Regions from separate parts of the Mus musculus genome. Here region 2 is linked to region 1. The links are chromatin loops, found by intact Hi-C in ENCODE. Cell type or tissue: left cerebral cortex. All regions are shown on one strand. Links, peaks and the distances in the headings refer to the core of each region. The heading gives the core; the rest is flanking DNA.

Region 1 (8,539 bases), core at 2,169-7,168:
TAGTCACCAGGGCAACTCCAGAGTGACTGAGATGACCTGAGACAGCAAGCAGGCCCAGGGCAGGCATCATGACAACTGGGTGGTCCCACTATAGGTGGGGCTGATGTCAGACCAGTGTCACCCTCCCTGGCACAGTAAAACATCAGCATACACATGATTAGGCATCTCTGTTCATATCCAGCCACCCTTCACTGGCTGCAGCCCAGGGACATGTTTGGGGTCAGCTTGTATCCATTGCCAAATGTCTCTATCAGGTTGCTACCTGTTCTCACCCCTTACAGCAGCTAATGCCAAGGGTCACCATGCCCTGCCTGACTCTGGTTACTCTGTTCCTGAGAGCAGCTGTCTCCATGGTCCCAGTGACATCCTGCCCAGACAAGACCCCCAATCCCAGCCCCTACAGTCTCAGACCTGACTGTAGGATATCACAGGACATAGGGTCCCCTACACTCAGATGACCTTTGTAACACATACTGAAGGACTATTCTGAGTGCTTACAGGACGGGTGGGGGGCTGAGTGGGCTGGAGAGGGCCTCTGGCCACAGCGTTACTGTCTGCAGACCTCTGCTCTGCCCTACTCTACTCTGTACAGGATCAGTAGCTTCTGGAACTGATGGGTTGTGAGACACAGGGAGCCAAAGACCCAGCTCCCTGCCCAAGGCTCCTAGTGTAAAATCGTCATCCTTGGTCATGTTTGTGTGACATATCTCCAGAAGCCAGCCACTACCCGTCTCGCCAGCCTATGTATCACTTTGCTCGGCACATGGCCTTGCCCTCTGAACACCTCCACTATGCCGGGGACCCTGTCTGTGGAGTGTCTCTGCCCAGGACCCAGGCCAGGACCTCTCATGCTTGATCCCATGCCAGGCACTGTGCTCACACAAGCAGCAGGCATCGGCTTCCCTTATCTGCTTCCCTGGACCCATGAGCAGGTAAAACAAGGAGGCAGGCTGCAGGTGCCTGCCCATGGACACCCCGAGTCCACACCTGTACATCACATGGCCTCCACCAACACACCCAGCAGACGATCAAGTCTAGGCTCGCATTGCCCACACCTCTCGCCAACTCATCTGTTTCCTGCTGACACGTTCCCAGACAAGCCATCTTCCCAACACCCTGAAGCTCTGAAGCTCTGCCACTGCTGCAGCCATAGCCGCACAGGCACAAGCTACCTATTAGAACAGCTGTTCTCAACCTGTGGACCACAACCTCTCTGGGGTTGAAGGATTTTTTCACAGGGGTTCCGTATCAGATAATCTGCTAGTAAGATATATTTACATTACAATTTATAACAGTATCGTAATTATAGATACGACGTAGCAACAAAATAATTGTATAGTTGGGGTCACCACATGAGGAACTGTATTAAAGTGTCCCAGCACTAGGAAAGTTGTGAGCCACTGCATTAGAACCCTGCTCACTTGTCTGGGGAGAGCAGCACAATGGGCAGCTGATACACCAAGGTTGTGCTCGGGCTACAGCTGACAATCGACCCTGTGCTGAGACCCATCTGACCTTAGAGCAAAGCAGCAAGAGGTAGCACAGGGCCTGCGAAGATGCCACCACTGGAACTGGGTGTCTCTGGCGGTTAACTCAGGTGTCTGAGAGGCAGCTGAAACTAACACCGCATAGGACGGCCTATTCTGGAGTGTGGGCCATGGCAAGTCTCACTGAACCCACAGACCTGCCCCTGCTCCCTGTCCCACACTAGCTGCTCATACAAAAACCACCCATGCCGGTCAGGTGGTGGCGGAACACGCCTTTAATCTCAGTACTTGAGAGGCAGAGGCAAGCAGATCTCTGTGAATTCAAGGCCAGCCTGGTCTACAGAGTGAGTCCCAGGACAGCCAGAGCTGTTACACAGAGAAACCCTGTCTGGAGAAACAAAACAAAACATCCCCCATGCTCTGTTTAAACACTTGTCACTCCCTGACTGGCTGGCCTATACAAACCCTGTAAGAACAAAGACCATGCTGGGTCACTGGGGCTTACAGGTAGGCTCGTGCCAGGCACAGTGGCAGTTGAGAGGTCAGGGTCCTCCTTATTCAAGGGCACTGAGCCAGAACCTGGTGCTGCTCTGGTCCCAGTAAGGAAACCTGACAGCTAGGTGTACACCTGGGTCTGGCCATCTCCTTACAGAAAACAGTTCCCAGAGCTCACAATGGTGCCAAGGGGCAGCATAGTCCCCAGTCCAGGGGCGTCAAGGCAGATCTGGGGAGGCAAGGCTGAGGCACAGGAAACACAAGTAGAAATAACAATCAATTCCTATGTTCCAGGTTCACCTGGCACCCCACATACCACTCTCTCCAAGCTGCCCCCCTTCCTAGACAGGGTTCCTGTCTGTCCTGGAACTAACAGTTGGCCTCAAACTCAGACATCGGCCTGCCTCTGCCTCCCAAGTGCTGAAATAAAAGGTGTATGCCACCACCTGAATTCTTGGAGTTAATCGCCCTGAAGAATGTCATGGTGTCACCATCCAGAGGGAGAGTGCAGAGACCAGAAGGAACTACAGCACCTCTTACCACCCACCCCGTCGTCACCCTGACAGACTCTGGCTAATTACTCCACCACCTTCTCCGCAATGGTAGATTGGCTTACACCAAACTAGCTACTACTTCTTCAAGGACCCACCCAGGCTTCCACCTCGAAGGGCAGGAGCAGGCTCCACGCTTGGCCTGGAAAGGCCACGGTAGGTTGCAAGTACTGAGCGATCACCTTTCCAGGAGCGAGCCTCAAACCTGGGTATGAAACAAGGGATGCCTGGAAGGTGGGAGGTTCTGTCCTGGGAGAGGAGGCCTGGGGATACCAGCCTAGTCAAAGTCACTCTCAAGAAACTTGCAGGATCCCTGGCATGCACCTGGACAAAACCACCTTGAACCGGAAAAGATGCAGGACACCCAAGCAGGGTCCTCAGGATAGATATGTCCAAAGCTACGAGGAAGAAGCAGGAGGCCAGGGGACAACCAGGTGGGGACCGGGGGATGCAACTGGTCAAAGCCACACTGAAGCCTTAGCACAAGGCCTGTAACAGGCAAGGAGGTGCAGGTACGACCTTCCCAGACCCTCCAGCTCCGCCGTCGGATTCGCAGCTCCTCTGGGCGCAGCAGCGAGGCCCGGGGCGGCGCTCGAGGCCGCGCCGCGCGCCCCCGCGTCCTGGCCACGCGCTCGGCGGCCGTCCCCAGCGCGGAGCTCAGCTTCCGAGCCCCACCGGGTCCGACCAAGCCTGCGTCCCTCGGGCGACCCCGCCGCCGCCCTAGGTTCTTGGACCTGCCCGCCACGCTGCTCGCACCCCGCCGGGTCTCAATTTCCCCTCTAGCCAGCTTCGCGCGCACAGCTCCACGGCCCTCCCGCCCAGGTCTCACCGGCAGGCGCGGCACGATCTCTACCGAGCAGCAGTGGCAGAAGTACCGTCCGGGCTGCGGCGACGCCTCGGCCATGGCCACCGCCGCCTCCGCGCCGCCCGCCCCCCGCGCGGCGCCTGCCGCCGGCCGTTTGCTGCTCCCTCGCCGGCCGACGCGCCCGCGCACGCTCACGCATGGCACGCACGGCACGCACGGCAGGCGTGGGGCTCGCGGAGAAACGCGGGCAACGCGCTGCGGGGGGCTGACTCGTGGAGAACGGTGGCCGCACTAGGACAAAATAAGTATTTCCGGAAGCCAGAGACCTGGGTCCAGTGTGTGGGGCGGAGCCTGGGGGCGAAGCGGCGGAGCCTAGTCTCCTTAGTAACCGGGACGGAGGTGAGGGTCAAGACTGCAGAGCATCTTGGGGGCGTGGCCTATCTGGTGTGGGCGGAGTCTAGAGGGCTTGGCACTTGGGGGTGGAAGGGCGGAGTCACGCTTGAAGAGTGCGGAAGTCCAGGGACAGCGCGAAGGCGGGTCGCCTTGGCGATGACTTTAGGAGGTGAAGTCAGACATGGAAGCAGAAGAAGTCAGAGATGGGGGGCCAGCGAGCGGCGGGGCTACGTGGGGGAGAAGACTTTTTGGCAACCTGCGTGGGACAGGGCCTCGGGGAAGCCTCCGCGACCAAAGGGCGGGGCCTTCGTGGGGGCCCGGGATGTCTCTTTGGCAACCTGGGGTAGGTTATAACCTGTAGGCAACTGGAAAGCTTTAGGGTCCGCAGGCTGAGCCTGCGCAGGGCGGGGCCGGGTTTCCATGGTGACGAGACAGCGACGGGACCAATCCTGGAATCCGCCTAGGAATTTGGCGTGAGCCTGGAGGCGGAGCTCCAAGCTTGCGGGGGCCGTCTCCTTGGCAACGAGGATGGGCAAGCCTGAAGGCGGGTGACTATCTCCAGAGCGGGGATGTAGTCGACAGGGCTGAGTTTCTCCGGCATACGGGATTGGATGTAGAGGCCTCGGAAAGCCAAGTACAGTCGCGAAGTTGGAGTCCTTGAGGGGCGGGACTTGGTTGCCTTGCCAATGGCTTAAGTTGTTAGGGCTATCCCTAAAAAAAAAAAAAAAAAAAAAGTGAGGGACGGGGCCTAAGAGACTCCTCCTCTTCTTCGAACCATCAAGCCCTCATTTCCCAGCTTCCTTCCCCTCATTTAGCCTTCCAGACAAGCTTGCCTGTGGATATTTGCTTGCACTGCACTGCCTGTGCCTCCAAGTGCTTGGTCCCCCAAACTCCGGAGTCTCGGCTGCAATGTTGCCTTTTCACGCGGTCTCTACAGCCCTCCTACATACACTTATGTACACCTGATAATCTGTAAAAACAGTGCCGGGCAGAAGGGAGTATCATGTCTGGACGATACACATCAGGTGTTCCACAAACACCCGAGATAAGGATGAAGAAGGGATGCATTCTCTGGTAGAAGGAGGATCCTCTAGCCCGCAGGCACCCCGTGTGACTCTTCAGGAGTGAATGAAGCCTGCGTCGTCTTCTAGGCTAGGCCCAGAATGTTTCTGAGGTTAGTTCCTGTATTTATTTACTTATTCGTTCAACATTCATCTAGCGTCTATGAAATGCACACAAACACTCCAGCACCATAAGGCAGGGGGGAGGCTTGGACTCTAAACTGACCTTGGATATCTCTGATGACACAAGAATGACTTCCTGGGGGTGAGGAGGGTACATTGCAAGCAGAGTTTTGAAGAAAGAATAGGAGTTACTCAGAGTTAGGATTCCTGCAAGAAGGGGAGGGACAGTCAACCTTCACACCTGGCCTGCTTTCTGTCCCCATTCCCACCCATTCCGGCATTGACCACCAGAGGGCACATGGCCCCCATCAATCGGAACTAGTTATCCCACTAGAGCCAAGTCTACTGTGGTGAGGCAGCCCCTCAGTCGTTTAAACACGCCAATATTCAATGGAGAGACCTTCCTCTGAGCAGCTCAGGGTAGTTGAAAAGTTATGGGGCAGTGGGCGTGGGTTGACTTCCCAATCAAGCCATTGCTGTGTCATTGGGCAAATAGCTTAACCTCTCTCTCTGAACCATGGCAGAGCTTGCATCCTGGGAGCCTTCTCATACACACACACACACACACACACACACACACACACACACACACACAGTCGGGGTCTAGCCTCAACACAGGATCGGAGTTTTCAACTGGAAGCAGTGATATCTGGAAGACCCATAATAAACTCACACAGTCAACTTTTCGGGTACAAACTGACAGGCTTAAAGTTGAGCTCTCCCCCCCCCCCCCACTTTCTCTCTTTCAGCTTGACGCAGTATGTACTCTTGAGGCTGCGGTTGTGCTCTTTCGTTTGCTCCCTTTCTCACACACTCTCCTCTCACTCTCTCCTCTCACTCTCTCCTCATACTCTCTTTCCCACACACACCCCTCATATTCTCTCTCCTTTCACCCTACACTCGCCTCACACCTTGCACGCCTCATGAGTACCTCATTCTCACCTTTCTCTTGCCCCAGTCTTTTATTGGTATTCCAAAAGCAGGTAGAAAAAGACATTGTATAATCATTACCAAATCAAATTCAAAAGAATAATCATGTCCCACAAAGAACCAGGAATTACACTTTTTCCCCAAAGTTTCAAGCTTCCCCTATTCCCAGGCCTGTGGCTAAAATAATAATAACTGCAAACTTACCATCATTTAAACTTTAACTTTTGACTTATTGTACTTCAGAGGTCAGAGCTCCGAGATCAGCTACACGTGCTTTCCCGTGACGCTCTAATGACAAATGACATGGGCAGAGCTGCCAGGCAGTGGCCAGAAAGAGTCAGGTTAACCCTTAACTCAGTAATTCTGCTAGCTTTCTGCTTCTGCACATTGCACACAATGACTCTCCTAAGAGTCCCAATGTCTTGACTTAGTTTTACTAGTATATAACTTTATGTATCCTATACTTGCTTATCCATACATATCCAAAGGAGACCAGGAACCTCTCTCAAATGTGCAAAACTCATTTCATAACTTAAATAGTTTTTTCCTTTCTGATTTAAAGTATCCCGTGTTTGTGTTCCCTTATTCCATGACTTTGTCTCTCATATGAATGCCTTTTCATAATCCTAGTCAATTCCTTCACTTTCTGATAATGGACTCTGTATGGCTCTGTTTCATTTTCTAATATTTCTATTCTTTCCTAATAATTCTATTCTTTTTTTTTTTTTTTTTGGTTTTTCGAGACGGGTTTCTCTGTATAGCCCTGGCTGTCCTGGAACTCACTTTGTAGACCAGACTGGCCTCGAACTCAGAAATCCGCCTGCCTCTGCCTCCTGAGTGCTGAGATTAAAGGTGTGTGTGACCACACCCAGCTACTAATATTTCTAAACATGATTTCTTCAAACTTTTTTTGCAAGTCAAGCATTATTCTAGAATTAGTCTAGCATTGTGCAGTTATTACATTGTTTCCAAGATGAGAGCTCGCAGCTTGCACCTGGGCCATTAGGACTGTGCTGTGCTGTGCTGTGCTGTGCTGTGCCCTATGCCTCAATTTTTAATTGTTTAAAAATCATTACATCAAGGAACATCTAGTTTCACAGAATTCACCAAAGCAGGAGAAAGAAATAGGAAAGTCAGATATAATAGAATAATTGTGCACACCAAGGCCAACTGAAAAGCAGTCACTCACAAATGAAATCTATACAGCCGTTGTCCAGGGATAAGGTTAGGAGAAATGGGAACAACTGTTTTTACAAGGAGCTGCCACAGGCCACTAAGATGTCTCCATCCTGGCCTGCTGTGGGCAGTCCCCAGCACACACACACACACACACACACACACACACACACACACACCACTCTCTGTACCTTGCTGCTTGCCAGTGGCCACCCAGGTTCACATCCACTATTGCTCTGCAGGGTGGGGTTAAGTGACCAGGCACAGGGGACCCAGCAGCCTGCAGGGGTCCACTTCCTGTTAATCTGGTGGCTTTGTGAATTCTGTCGTGGGTAAAACAGACCATGGGGTAGGGGATAATGCATACCCAGGCCTCACAAGGCTTTCAAAGCCGGTGCTCAACAAGAGATCCGGGTGCCTGCCTTGGTCTTTGACGCCTACTGGGGAAGACTTCAAGAGTTCTATGGTGGGGAACAGAGGCTGGACCTGTGAACCTCAGTGCAAGGCTCTCTTCCTTCTTCAGACCAAGGGCTTGCCAGCCTCCTACCTCACAAGAGGCAAGCTCTACCTTCCTCAGCCCTCATTTGCAGAGGGACACGTTCTCACTAGGCTTCTCTTACCTGTGTGATGAGCATCCTGTTCCCAGAAGGACTAAGTGTTCTCTGAGAGAAGCTCTATCTGGTGCAGTGGCTCTGACTCCTCACCCTGCTCTCCCTAACCTCTGGCCTCAGTCTCTGCACAGTGAACTGGGCTGCTCCACACACCACCCTACAGTTTCTGCATTAAGCAGGCAACCAGCTTCACATGACATCTGGAGTTCCTGTCTAGTTACTTCACTAGGGAAACAAGCCATCCTGGCCATAGGAGTCACTGGGACAGAAGCATCACAAGTTCAGGGCAGTCTGTGCGACTTAGTGAAACTGTCTTAAAAAGCAGAGTCGAGGCCATAGCCCCTGCTTAGAAACCCCAGTGAGAAGCCGGGCTGTGGTAGCACACACCTTTAATCCCAGCACTTGGGAGGCAGAGGCAGGTGGATTTCTGAGTTCTAGGCCAGCCTGGTCTACAAAGTGAGTTCCAGGACAGCCAGAGCTACACAGAGAAACCCTGTCTGGAAAAACCAAAAAAAAAAAAGAAGAAGAAGAAGAAGAAAAGGAGGAGGAGGAGGGGGGGGAGGGGGAGGGGGAGGGGGAGGAGGAGGAGGAGGAGGAGGAGGAGGAGGAGGAGGAGGAGGAGAAGGAGAAGGAGAAGGAGAAGGAGAAGGAGAAGGAGAAGAAGAAGAAGAAGAAGAAGAAGAAGAAGAAGAAGAAGAAGAAGAAGAAGAAGAAGAAGAAGAAGAAGAAGAAGAAAAGAAGAGAAGAAGAAGAAGAAAGCTCAGGCTGAGGGAAGCACTGTTTAGGGGTGGAGCACTGGCCTAGGACCCCTAAGTGAGGGGGTGTGGTCAGGGTAGAGCATACATCACATGGGTTCAAGTCTGAGTGCTAGGAAACAGAAACTGACAAAATTGGAGCCTGTAAAAGG
Region 2 (5,000 bases), core at 1-5,000, 85 kb after region 1:
GTCAGTTGTTTCTATCTTGGTGGTCAACAGAGGTTTGCTGGGGGTGCAGAGTTGAAAGTTCTGAGTTCCCCTGAATCTTCAAGAACAATTTTTTTGTTCCCAGCATCTAGTTATTCCGTGTGTCTGTGGGCTCATGCACTGTGGCACACAGCAGTCATGTTCTACTGTGCGGGGCTCAGGGACGAAACTCACCTCACGGGACCTTCCTTGAACCCTGGGGTTAGAAGGGTAAAAGTGTGAAACTTCCCTTCAGTGGATCTCCTCAGCCCAGACTCCCTGACCCTGGACTAAACTGTCCAGTAGAGATTTGGGAAACGAGGAAGGGATCCTTATACAACACCATGCATATACAACTTTAAAAAAAGAGTTTTGTTGTTGTTGTTTTGAGTCTCTGTAGCCCTGGCTGGTCTGGATCTTCCCAGGTAGACCAGCCTGGTCTCAAACTCTCAGAAATCTGCCTACCTCTGCCTCCCAAGTCTGGGATTAAAGGTGTGCGCCATCACGCCTGGTGCATGCCTATAATCTCAGCACTTGGGAGGCAGAGGCAGGCAGATTTCTGAGTTCGAGGCCAGCCTGGTCTACAGAGTTCTAGGACAGCCAGGACTACACAGAGAAACCCTGTCTTGAAAACAAAGAAACAAACAAAAATTTATAATTCACACACAAGCAGGAGGGTGTGGTGGCCCAGGCTAGTCAGGTCATGTTTCTGAGAGGTTAAGACAGGAGGGTCTCAGCCTTTAAGGTTCCTTCCTAGATCCCCAGTAACCATGACAACAGGGGCTCAGCAGTTCTGAAGTCCTGGGCTCCATCCCCAGCAAGGCAAACAAACAAGAAATAACAACCTGTAGACGATTTCCTTTGGTGGAGACACTGGCCTTGTTTCCCTTTTATAGAGGAATAAACTGAGGCTTGTGTCTATCTTCCTTGTATTGTTCTGAGAGTTTCACTTGGCCCTGGCTCTGAGGGCCCCTCTTCCCTGCCTCCATCTCCTCCTACAGGGGAGTATCACTTTCCCTGGTAACAAGCAGGCTAGTGTGCCTCTCAGACAAAGGCCAGGTGAGCTGTCCCTCCTCACCTCAATCATTCATGAGCAGCAGCTGGCAAGGCTGAGGTGGGCGCTGGGCAGGCTGGAGACAAAGTCAGGCCAACCATGTGGAAGAGCTAAACAATGCAGTGTCTTCCCCAACAGGTGTTCTGCAGAGACAGGGAGGCAGTAAAAATGACTGCTCACTAAACCATGGTTCTCTCCCAAAAGCCAGCCCACTTGAGGACATTTGGGGTGCAGGCTTCCTAAGCCATTCGCAACCTTGAGATGGGTTACTGTGACCAGCGATGGTTGGGGCCCTGGGCGTGATCAGTGAGCAGCAAACACGGGTCTAGTTGGGCGGGGTGGGAGTGAGCTCCAGCCCTAGCACCACAAAGGTTCTTTGTAGATGCAGTTCAGGGTCCCGAAACTGAAATTATCCAGGCCGGATTTAGTAGGAGACAGTCTGAAGACAGAAGCACACACAGGGACTCTGTCACAAGTCCCGGACACTTGGAGCTCCAGAATCTGGGAGACAGAAAAGGCACTTCCTGTGCAAAGCCCGGCCTCAGACTTCTGGGCTCCAGATGCAAGGCTCACATCTGTGACGTTAGAGGCAGTCCATTGTGGGCGCTGCATCACAGCAGCAACACAGAACATTAATCGTTTTTAAAATATGCTCTGGCAGCTTTGAAAAAGGAAGCCAGGATCTCCTGTGTGCTGGGCCAGTGTCCTAATGCTGAGCCATACTCCCAGCCCCTAACTGAGGCATTCTAGGCTGGGGCTCCACCCCTGAGCTACACTCAACTCATTGGGGAATTCTAGGCTGGGGTTCCACCCCGGAGACACACCCCTAGGCCCTCTTTGGGGGGTTCAAAGCAGAGGTTCCCCCTCCCCCTGCCCTCTTTACTATGTTGACCAACCTGGTCTTGAACTCACTCTGGCTAGGCATAGAGGCACAGACCTGTCATTTCACCACAGGATTCGGAAACAGGACAATCACTGCTGGCCAGTCTGAGATATGAATTCCAGGACAATCTGGGTCACAAAGTTGAGAATTTGTCTCAAAAACAATTCTAGCTGGGCATGGTGGCACACACCTTTGATTCCAGCACTCAGGAAGCAGGGGCAGTGGATCTATGTGAGGCCAGCCTCAGGCTGGGTCTCTGCAGCGCAGGGGTTGGGATTCGGAATTAAATGTTCCCCACTGGGTAATGGAGGTCTGATTCGGATCAGGAAGCAGATAAGGAATTGAAGGTGAACAAGACCATTCAGTGGTTCCGGGAAGCAAGGCGTGGTGGGGCTGGCCATTAACTCAGGAGGCAGATCTCTGGGCCTTAGAGGCCAGCAGGAGTTCGGTATAGCCAGGGCTACACACAAACCGTTTTCATAAGAAAGGTTCTGGGAGGTCTCTGAAATGGCTTTCAACAAACTCTGCTAGTGTAGACCTGTGCTTCTTGGACATGAGCAGCCTCCAACTTCACTGGCAGCCACCCGTGCAGGTTAGCTTCTGAGGGTGGGGCTCCTGCTTGGCACCAGCCACCCAGAGAACAAAAACTGGCAGCCAACCTTATCCCTGATGGTCCAGCCAGGACCTGATGGGAGTCCCAGAGGGCTCAAATCCTATGCCTTGTTGTGTGTGTGTATGTGTTTTCTAAATCCGCGAGACGGTCCTGATTAGTGATTCTGGGCCTTCAAGCTAGCTGCTGTGCCGGCTGGCTGGGGCCTGAAAGACCTCACTCCCAGCGCGGCCTCCATGGAAATCGGCAGCCGCCCCTAATCCAGGCTGGAATCCTCTGGCACCAAGCCCGCGTTGGGGCTCCAAGGCTGTTGGGCCCCTGGCCAGATCTGCAAGGAAACCAGTATAGCCGCCAGCCCCTTTGCCCCGCCTCCCACGAGCCCTGTATTACAGAAAAGGGAGGCCAGTGCTCTGGGCTCACCTCCCGTGCAGGGCGGAGGAGAAACTTTTCCCCCTTGCCTGGCTTTTTTTTTTTTTTTAGCAGATAACCAGGCAGACAAGAATCCGGATAGTTTGTGCCTTTGGGAGTCCTACCAAAGGATCTGTTTTATAGCCTGCACTAGGCCTTGGAGAACCCGTCTTGCTTTGTGATACCCCAGGACTGGAAGGCAGAATCCTGGCTGCTGGGGTGAAGGTACAAGAGGGCGGAGTTTCGTCCCTCCAGTGGATTCTGCGGCTGCTGAGTTTGTAGCCTCGTTTCCCCAGCTTTAGGCAGAACCAGCCACACTGCGGCTCCTTTCCTCGGTTTCCCCATCCCTGCGACACAGATGGAGCTTGGCTGCTGTGGGTAGACAAAAGACGGAAAGAGATGATTCACAATCTAGTCGCGACTGCGTCTATGAAGCACGTGGCCTCCACCTCGTTGCGATCTAGTCCAGGAGAAACTCGGTTGAAAGGCCAAATTCTGGCCACGTGACCACAAGCAAGCTAGGGCAATACGGGGTTTTCTGCCCGCTTCTAAGATGGCGAAGCAGCTTGCTTTACTCTCACGTTGGAGGCTAACGGCTTCCAGTGCCTGCTTGCAATATGGAGGCAACCTCCAGAATGCACGCTTCTCTGCGTCTGACCCGCCACGTACCCACTCTCAAGATGGCGTCCCACGGGTCGAACAAAGGCTCGCTCATTGGCTCAGATGGTATCACGTGCGTCTACTCATTCACTCCCTCCCCCTCCCCCACCGGCCGTTTCCGTCTTCCGTCTTGACTGACGGCCGTCCCGCCCAACAGCTGTCTGCTGTCTGGATGCGTTTCGCCCTTGGAGTAACCTTTTGACCAATAGAAGGCCCTGGCGGGGGCAGGCGGGGTTGACCACGCCCACAGACCGCAGCGGGAACCAATGAGGATCGCGCGCGGGGGACGTGTGCGGGCGTCTCCGCCATCTTGTGAGTCTATAACTCGGAGCCGTTGGGTCGGTTTCTGCTATTCCTGCGCCTCCGCTCCGTTCCCCGCGGGTCTCTTCCGTGTGCCATGGACGGGTAAGTCCTGCCGCGCCCCTCGCACGCCGCTCCGCTCACCACTCCGTCCCAGCCATCGCTGCCGCGCGCGTGGACTTTTGGCCCCCGCCGATCCCTCTAACCGCTGCAATGGGCGCGTGCGTGTGGCCTCGTTCCGCGTGGCGCGCTCGGAATCCCGGGCGTCTGAGGCCCTTAAGGAAGCCGGTTGGCTTAGGGCGACCGCACCCAGCTTTCGGCTCCCCTTAAGCCCCTCGCCCAGCGCACTTCCGGTGCCCGCGCGGTTCATCCGGAGGAACCCAGCGCCCCCCTCCCGCCCTCCGCGTGCACGCGCGCTCCCTCCGGTGAGACGCGCTCACTCGGAGCGGCTCGGCCGCTGCGATCCTTCCCGCCTGCCGTGCTCCAATCCGGCCGGCTCGCCCTGTGCCCCGAGCAATGTCGCTTCGCACGCCGCATGCGACCCCGGGTGCGCGCGCGTAGTAGGGCGCGCGCCCTGGTGCGGGCACGCGCGCGGACCTGTGCCGAACGCGCCCGCCCTTCCCGCCTGGGGGGAGGTGTCCGGAGGAGGCCTCCAGGGCCCCCCATTGGAGGGGCGGGTGGGCCAGAGTGAGGTTCAGTTCGGTCTCCGGTGTGGGCGCCGGCCTGGCATCCGTATCTCCCACATGCTTCCCGGATGCCCCCTCCACTGGCAACTTTTTGTAGTTTTCGGTTTGTTTTGGAGACCGGATCTCATTGTAGGCTGGTCTGAAAGATCTGCTTGCGCTTGCCTCTGCTTGCGTAGTGATGGGACTAAAGGCCTGCGTCACCAGGCCCCGACTTTTTTGTTGAAACTTTTTGTTTGGCTTTTGGATAAGGACTGGCCTTGAATTCCTGATTTTCCCCACCTTAACCTCCCTAGTGCTTTGAGTCACCAGGCTTAGTAAGCGGCTTTCCTTTTAACACGATTCTGAAAAGTAGTTTGGCCTAGCTTCAAGCTGAGTACCTATGGCAGTCCTCCTGCCTCAGCC

Evidence for each region. Hi-C counts contacts between places; a loop is a spot of excess contacts. Peaks named below come from ENCODE experiments on the same cell type or tissue, not always from the same donor. Only the 100,000 strongest peaks of a DNase experiment are listed, where the experiment ranks them.
Region 2: it touches region 1 in a loop (10-fold over the local background); 1 of 42 quality-filtered maps calls a loop at or near these places.

Annotation. Positions count from the first base shown.
Region 1 is chr10:79,763,391-79,771,929 of GRCm38, forward strand. It overlaps Rnf126 (ring finger protein 126), which reads right to left and starts at 3,562. Exons shown (of 9, transcript NM_144528.3): 1 at 3,363-3,562. The coding sequence starts at 3,437. In left cerebral cortex, for the core only: a CTCF peak has its summit at 5,185 (motif pointing right); DNase peaks (open chromatin) are centred at 3,154, 3,694, 4,204 and 5,198; H3K4me3 peaks cover 3,204 bases; H3K27ac peaks cover 2,173 bases.
Region 2 is chr10:79,850,705-79,855,704 of GRCm38, forward strand. It overlaps Ptbp1 (polypyrimidine tract binding protein 1), which reads left to right and starts at 3,728. Exons shown (of 14, transcript NM_001077363.2): 1 at 3,728-4,017. The coding sequence starts at 4,010. E130317F20Rik (RIKEN cDNA E130317F20 gene) reads right to left here and starts at 4,267. Exons shown (of 1, transcript NR_029447.1): 1 at 673-4,267. In left cerebral cortex, for the core only: no CTCF peak of the experiment used is centred there; DNase peaks (open chromatin) are centred at 2,839, 3,657 and 4,637; H3K4me3 peaks cover 2,601 bases; H3K27ac peaks cover 4,326 bases.